Regions from separate parts of the Homo sapiens genome. Here region 2 is linked to region 1. The links are chromatin contacts, found by Hi-C or POLR2A ChIA-PET in ENCODE. All regions are on one chromosome and are shown on one strand. Each heading gives the region's core, a stretch centred on a gene start or an enhancer-like site at or near the end of the contact. The rest is flanking DNA. Distances are from core to core; before and after follow the strand shown. Region 1 has its middle 29 kb from the start of LINC02068. Region 2 has its middle 23 kb from the start of TNFSF10.

Evidence for each region. A loop is a pair of places that touch in the nucleus more often than their neighbours do. ChIA-PET counts read pairs that join two places held with the same protein, here RNA polymerase II (POLR2A). Pooled maps may share reads with other maps.
Region 2: a map of PC-9 shows a loop between it and region 1 (3-fold over the local background). The contact joins two enhancer-like sites. A Hi-C loop is called at or near these places in 1 of 168 maps with a recorded cell type or tissue (PC-9), 1 of 37 single-sample maps with no recorded cell type and 7 of 50 pooled maps. POLR2A ChIA-PET finds 5 or more read pairs at or near these places in 3 of 52 experiments (HepG2, activated CD4-positive, alpha-beta T cell and naive thymus-derived CD4-positive, alpha-beta T cell).

The regions. Positions count from the first base shown.
Region 1 is chr3:172,622,491-172,626,263 of GRCh38, reverse strand. No RefSeq gene overlaps it. Among named protein-coding and RNA genes, the nearest start is that of LINC02068, 29 kb to the right of the region's middle. Within about 2 kb of position 2,408, at least 7 of the 41 ENCODE cell types and tissues checked have a DNase peak (open chromatin) inside an H3K27ac peak, as active enhancers do; they include PC-9, where a contact is called at or near this core.
Region 2 is chr3:172,544,452-172,548,729 of GRCh38, reverse strand. No RefSeq gene overlaps it. Among named protein-coding and RNA genes, the nearest start is that of TNFSF10, 23 kb to the right of the region's middle. Within about 2 kb of position 2,534, at least 5 of the 41 ENCODE cell types and tissues checked have a DNase peak (open chromatin) inside an H3K27ac peak, as active enhancers do; they include PC-9, where a contact is called at or near this core.

The sequences.
Region 1 (3,773 bases), core at 1,159-3,658:
TGGGATATTCCTGGAAGCTGTTCCTCTCCTGGATAAGTCAGCAATAACTTAACTGAAGCAGCTGCATATAATAAATATATCCTTCTAAACTCAAGCTAAATGTATCCCCAGCTCAATTTTTCCTTAGCGGATCCCCAAAATGCCTGTAGCCATTCCAAGCCATCTAACGTGGAGAATCACAATGGAGGAGAAGTTGTGGTGGGAAGAGTCAGTGATACTAACTGCAGTTAAAAAGTATTTTTACCTATGTGTGTTTTTAAAAAGCAACATCTTGTGTACCTATAAAAGGGGCTTATTCAGATAAAGGGCCCTAAACTCAAGTTTTATGGTAAATATGCTCATGCACAAGATTGAGATTTATACATTCACCCTCCTTCCAGATGTCTCTCCTGAGCCATCCTTAGGCCTACCAGGGCAGCAAGCCTCAATCTAAATGCATTACCTTCTTCCCTGAAGTGCCATTGCATTATATGGTCCCTATGTCATTTGATTGTATCACCTTCTCTTAGGTCTCTAGTTACTCAAGCTAGAATTATAAGTTTTATTTATTTCCTCCAGTCCTTCAACTTTCAATCAATCACCAAGCCCAATCAGTTTTACTTCCTAAATATTTCCCAACACCATTCCCTTTTTTTTCCATCCCTGGACACACTGTTTTACTTGAGTCATCACTTCTTGCCCAAACAATTGCAATAACTCCCTAACTACTTGTCTCCCTCAGTTTCATGTTCCTCAAATGTATCCCCTCCACAGCTGCAAAAACGATGAATTAAAACTCACACCTGACAAGATACTTCTCAGCTTCAAGTCCTGTTGCCTACTGGCAGGTTTCAAGCCACTTAATGTTATGTGCCCGGCTCTCCCTCGTGACCTTGCCCCTGCCCACCTCTGCAGCAGTAGTTCCTTACGTGTGGTCTGGGGACCCCTTGGGGGCCCACAAAATCAAAACTATTTTCATAATACTATGTTATTTGCCTTTGTCACTTTTTCTTTCATGAGTGCACAGCGGAGTCCTCCAGCAGCTACAGACATGTGATGTTGCAACAGATCCAAGGCAGAAGCAGGTGTGAGAATCCAGCTGTCTCTAGTTAAGCTAGACATTAAAGAGATTTGTAGGCCCGGGCGTGGTGGCTCACGCCTGTAATCTCAGCACTTTGGGAGGCCGAGGTGGGTGGATCATCTGAAGTCAGGAGTACAAGACCAGCCTGGCCAACATGGTGAAACCACGTCTCTACTAAAAATACAAAAATTAGCTGGGCGTGGTAGCGCGCACCTGGAGTCCCAGCTACTCGGGAGACTGAGGCAGGAGAATCACTTGAACTCAGGAGGCGGAGGTTGCAGTGAGCCGAGATCGCGCCACTGCACTCCAGCCTGGCGACAGAGCGAGACTCCGTCTCAAAAAAAAAAAAAAAAAAAAAAAAAGATACTTGTAAAAATATAATACAACGCCACATTTTTCACTAATTTGTATTTGAAAAATTCAGGATTTCTTTCGTAAAATAGAGCTTAAGATAACATGTAATTAAATACATTAATAACTACATTTCAAATTTATCAGCTTTAGTCTCCCTCCCTCCCTCCCTTCCTTCCTTCTTTTTTTGTTTGTTTTCCTCAGGGTCTTGTTCTGTTACCCAGGCTGGAGCATGCAGTGCCACAATCTTGGCAAACAGCCTCGACCACCCAGGCTCAAGTGATCCTTCCACCTCAGCCTCCTAAGTAGCTGGGACTACAGGTGCATGCTACCATGCCCATCCAACAGTTTCTTAAAAGTAAATAAACATCGGCCGGGCGCGATGGCTCACGCCTGTAATCCCAGCACTTTGGGAGGCCGAGGCGGGTAGATCACGAGGTCAGGACATCGAGACCATCCTGGCTAACAGGGTGAAACCCCGTCTCTACTAAAAATACAAAAAATCAGCCGGGCGTGCTGGCGGGCGCCTGTAGTCCCAGCTACTCTGGAGGCTGAGGCAGGAGAATGGCGTGAACCTGGGAGGCGGAGCTTGCAGTGAGCCGAGATCACACCACTGCACTCCAGCCTGGGCGACAGAGCGAGACTCCGTCTCAAAAAAAAAAAAAAAAAAAAAAAAAGTAAACATCAATAAATGAAGCCCACATAAACAAAAGCTCTTCGTGGGGGAGGGGGAAGGGTCCTCAATAATGTTTAAGATTGTAAAGTCCTGAGACTGAAAAGTTTGAGAGCTGCTGCTCTGTAGCATCCTCTCCTGGCCGTCCCTGCACATCGTGCTGTGGTACAGCTAGCCAACCCGGAACTTATTACCGCGGTTCTGTTCGTGTTCCGCACATGCGCCATGTTCTCTTACCGAACACCCTTCCTTCTCCTTAGAGTGCTTTTCACTGTTCTTGTATTTCTTTGCCAGCCTCCTCCAGGAGCCTTTCCTAACTCCTTTCTCAGGAGGATTTAGGGGTCGTTCCTCGGGTCTCACACTGCACTCCACACATGACATGGTAATTGTCTGCAGGTAGGTCTGACTCCCTCACAAGACTAGGACCCTTGATGTGGGGGTCACGTCAGCCTCACCTCTGTGACCCCAATGCCTGACATGGTGCCTCTTATAAGCGCTCAATAAATCTTTGATGAACAACCAACTGTATCATTCTTCTTCCTATTAACAACGCATAGTTTTCAGGATATGTAAAATAATGCCTGATACTTTTGTATATATTCGCTTATTTATATTCCTGAGATAAAATATCTGGGGCTTTCTTTCCTGCATGAGTTTTCTTTCTACTAATGTATTGAAAATCTTATTTGGTTAAAGAGTGAAATTCCAAAGCCTATAATATAATAGACATTTAAAAATTTAAAGCCATTGCCAGTAGAGGGCGCCTTGAAAGTCAACGACGTTCGCCATCCCATACACTGCGGTTTGTGTTTTGTGTTTCATCTGGATTCTTTTTCTTTTCTTTTCTTTTCTTTTTTTTTTTTTACAAAAAAGAAAGAAAAGATTTATCAATAGCTTTCTTGTACTTTTTGTAAAAGGTCAATAAAAGTCATAGTTCATCACAGGATTAAGTTGGGTTGTTTTTTATAAAATAGAATTGAAAATTCTCATAACTACCTGATTAAAAAAATGACTGAGTTCTCAAAACAAACAAAACAGGACTTGCATTAATCCTTTGTTGAAATATGACTCACCTCTCTGCTTGCCAAAGTGTTTTATTTTTTTTTAACATGCTTTTATTCAAGGTAGATATTTGCCATCCCTTTGCAGAAAGGCTGACAGAACAGTGGTGGTCTGCATTTTTGAGGGACCGTTTAGTGTAGCAGGAAATATACGACCTTTATCTTTTCATTCTGTTTGCTGGCAAACCCCAGGCACCCAGCACTGCATTATAGAAAAACTGCCTTTGAAAACAACAAATAAGGCAGGGAGGGGTGGCCTTCAAAAGCTGGGGCACAGGTTCCAGCAAACAACATCCAGCCACGATGTTTGTGGAACTGCCATATTTTTAAAAACAGACATAAAATGATTAAGAAGGAAAACCTCACCATTCATTTCATGTAGAAGAGAGGAAATATCATGAACTAAAATTTGGGAAACTGTAATCCCAGTTCCAGCTCTGCCAGTAAATATCTCGGTAAATTTAAGTTTTTATTGGGGTTTTGTGTTCCCCATCTTAAAAGTCATTTTATCTAAACCTCTTTCTTACTCCCCCCAAATACTTGAAACAGCTTATAATTAAACAAAAAATATAATGAAATTGTGACACAGAAATAGTAGCTCTGTATTAGTGTGTTTTCACACTGCTAT
Region 2 (4,278 bases), core at 1,285-3,784, 78 kb after region 1:
CATCCAGAAAAATAATGAGGCATTTTCAGAAAAAGAGATTCAAGAGGTATTGTATTAGTTTGCTAGGGCTGCCCTAACAGACTGCCATGACAGACTTCAATAATAAAAATGTATTTTCTCACAGTTCTGAAGGCTAGAAGTCCAAGATCAAGGTGCTGGCAGGGTTGGTTTCTGGTGAGGCCTCTCTTCCTAGCTTGCAGACGGCCGGCTTCTTGCTCTGTCCTCCCATGGCCTATTTTCTGTACATGCCCTTGGTGTCTCTTCCTCTTCTTATAAGAATGCTAGTCATATTGGATTAGGGCCCATCCTTATGACTTTATCTGACCTTAATTACCTCTTTAAAGACCCTATCTCCAAATACAGTCACATTCTGAGATACTGGGGGTTAGGGCTTCAACATATGAATTGAGGAGAAACACAATTTAGTCTATAACAGGTATTAATATAAATCAAGCATATTTTTTGACATACGGGCATACGGTCTATCTCCTGAAAATATTTATTAGCCTTGAAGTCCAGACAGTCTTAAGACAATGCTTTTGCGTGTTGTACCTTTGCATATTTACTTCTATGGCATCCTGAAAGGCAAGTTCTTCCTCTTCCCAATCCTAGGATAATGCTATCTGCATTTGGAATCATCACTTTAAAATCATTTAATCAGCAGGGTGCGGTGGCTCACGTCTGTAATCCCAGCACTTTGGAAGACCGAGGTGGGCGGATCACAAGGTCAGGAGATGGAGATCATCCTGGCTGACATGATGAAACCCTGTCTCTACTAAAAATACAAAAAATTAGCTGGGCATGGTGGCACATGCCTGTAATCCCAGCTACTCGGGAGGCTGAGGCAGGAGAATTCCTTGAACCTAGGAAGCAGAGGTTGCAGTGAGCTGAGATTGCGCCACTGCACTCTAGCCTGGTGACAGACTCTGTCTCTAAATAAATAATAAATAAATAAATAAATACATAAATAAAATCATTTCATCATTTAGGAGAGAGTAGATCTCCTCTCCCACAGAGCCTTCCCTCAAATGCTACATCTATACACTTCTGTATGGGAGAATAGCCAATTCAGAGTCTGGAAACCAGAATTCTAGTCATAGTTTTATCTCTAACTAGTCAAGTGATCCTAGGAAAGTTATATCACCTCTTTAGGGCAAGGCAACATTTGGCCTGTAGCCTTCACCTCTGGAAACAAGTTCCCTTTCATTACTCTTCACTGAGAGTCAAAATGTGCAAGGGCCGGGAGCAGTGGCTCATGCCTGTAATCCCAGCACTTTGGGAGGCCGGGGCAGGCAGACCACCTGAGGTCAGGAGTTCAAGACCAGCCTGGCAAACATGGAGAAACCTCGTCTCTACTAAAAATAGAAAAATTAGCCGGGTGTGATGGCAGGCACCTATAATCCCAGCTACTCAGGAGGCTGAGGCAGGAGAATCACTTGTACCCAGGAAGTGGAGGTTGCAGTGAGCCAAGATCAGGCCACTGCACTCCAACCTGGGCAAGAGAGAGAGACTCCGTCCTAAAAAAAAAAAAAAAAAAAAAAAAAAGTTCCCAAAGATCACTGGTCTCTCATTATTTTCACACAGTTATTTTGTAACCAAATCTAACATTCAGATGTTATACAAAATAGAAAACAGATTACTATGGCAAGAGTCCAGGTTCTACTACCTAAAAAAGAAATAGGAAAATGAAACTTCACAATAGAAACTGATTTCAACAGGAGAAAAATGAAACACAAACTTATATTTCCTCTTTGCAGCTATGTTTTGGGACTTCCTCTTTCACCCATCAAAATATTTCTTTAAAAAAAAAAATCTTTCCTTCCAAGTTTTTTCTTCCTTTGTTACTATGACATGAATAAATCACCTTGTAGATTCTCTGTGTTTTGACTGCCTTCTCATGGTCAGGGACTAGAAAGACCTGTTGTGTGGCCATTTGCTATGGTCTGCCCTACCCTGACCCCTCAGTTCCTACATTGAAGTCCCAACCTCCCAGCTGATGGTAGTAAGAGGTGGGATCTTTTGGAGGGTGACTGGATCATGATGGCCAAGCTCCTGTGAATGGGATTAGTGCCCTTCTAAAATAGGCCCAAGGGAGCTCATTCACCTCTTGTCACCTCTTTTCACCTCTTCCACCATGCAAAGACACAGCAAGAAGATGCTGTCTTTGAACCAGGAAAGCTAGCCCTCACAGACACCAAGTCTGCCTTGATCTTAAACTTTCCAGGCCCTGGAACTGTGAGAAGTAAATTTCTGTGGTTTATAAACCACCCAGTTTAAGATATTTTGTTGTAGAAACCCCAACAGACTAAGTCAGCAATGCAAAAAATATTAGAACTAAAGGGACCTTGCACTAATCTCATATAAGCCCTTCATTTTTAAATATGAAAACAAAACAAAACCGAAGTCCTGGCAATTAGCCTACTAAATCCACAGGTAGCCAGAGGTAGAACTGACTCATTGTTATGTCTCCCCAGCTCAAACGTGTTCTTCCAGATCATAAACATTGGCTTATGCTTCTTTCCATCTCCTTTAAACCCCAGACAACTGCTGGGCACATGTAATACTTTAAAAATATTTCTATATCGGCCAGGCATGATGGCTCATGCCTGTAATCCCAGCACTTTGGGAGGCCGAGGTGGGTGCATTACCTGAGGTCAGGAGTTTGAGACCAGCCTGAGTAATATGGTGAAACACCGTCTCCACTAAAATTACAAAATTAACCAGGCTTGGTGGCATGTGCCTGAGGTCCCAGCTACTTGGGAGGCTGAGGCAGGAGAACTGCCCAGGAGGCAGAGGTTGCAGTGAGCCGATATCACACCATTGCACTCCAGCCTGGGCAAAAAAATCAAAACTCCATCTCAAAATAAATAAATAAATAAATACCAAAAACAAAATACTCATATAGCAACAATGCCATTACCCTAAAATGGTGGTAAAGGCTAAAAGCAAAAAATCCTAAAAAGAGAGAAAAGTATTAATGTAATAACCCTAGAACCACGAAGAATTATTTCCAAGTATTAATATAATTTGGTAAAATAATTGTTAGACCCAATGGAATCATCAAGAAAAGCAACCACGTGATTATACAACATGCTCTGCTATAGAATAGAATAAACCTTTCAGAGCTGGAGAGAACCACAGACTTACGTAGTAACAACTCTTAATTTTGAAGGTAAGAAAGCAAAAGGACAAGAATAGCCAAGATTTTCTTGAAGAAGGTGGCAAGAAGGCTTTTTGTTTTTATTTATTTATTTATTTATTTATTTATTTATTTATTTATTTATTTTTGAGTTGGAGTCTCGCTCTGTTGCCCAGGCTGGAGTGCAGTGGTGCGATCTCAGCTCACTGCAAGCTCCACCTCCTGGGTTCACACCATTCTCCTGCCTCAGCCTCCCAAGTAGCTGGGACTACAGGTGCCCGCCACCACGCCCGGCTAATTTTTTGTATTTTTAGTAGAGACGGGGTTTCACCGTGTTAGCCAGGATGGTCTCGATCTCCTGACCTCGTGATCTGCCCACCTTGGCCTCCCAAAGTGCTGGGATTACAGGCATGAGCCACCGCTCCCAGCTAATACATTTTATTATATTAAAATTAACAATTTCTGCTTATTAAAACAAACCACTAAATGAGTGCAAAGAAAATCCACAAAGCACTCGATTATTTGCAACACACATAAGCAGCAAAGGACAAGTATCTAGACTACCTGAAGAATTTCCACAAATTGGCCAGGCGTGTGCCTATAATCCCAGCTACTCAGGAGGCTGAGGCAGGAGAATTGCTTGAACCTGGGAGGCAGAGGTTCCAGTGAGCTGAGATCACGCCACTGCACTCCAGCCTGGGCAACAGAGCAAGACTCTGTCTCAAAAAAACAAACGACAACAACAAAAAAAGAATTCCCACATTTGGTAACAGCAAAACAATATGATAGAAAAAAGCATTAAAAAAATTTTTTGAACAGTTACTGCCAGGAAGATGGAACCCTAATTAAATAATTACATATCAAGAAACAATTACATATTAAAAATATAATTAGGTTGAATATTATAAGGAAATGCAAATTAAAGCCCCATTATGAGGAAATGCAAATTAAAGCCACAGTGACATCCTCTTATACACTACCAGCTGGCAAAACACTCCTACAATACCAAATGAGTATGCAGTGCCACAAGAACTCTTTTACTGCTGGAAAGATGACAAATTGGTGCTAGCTTGTGGAAACTTTTCCCAGTAAAATGACATGAACAAAATCTACAACCCAGGTAAATGTTTATGTGCATC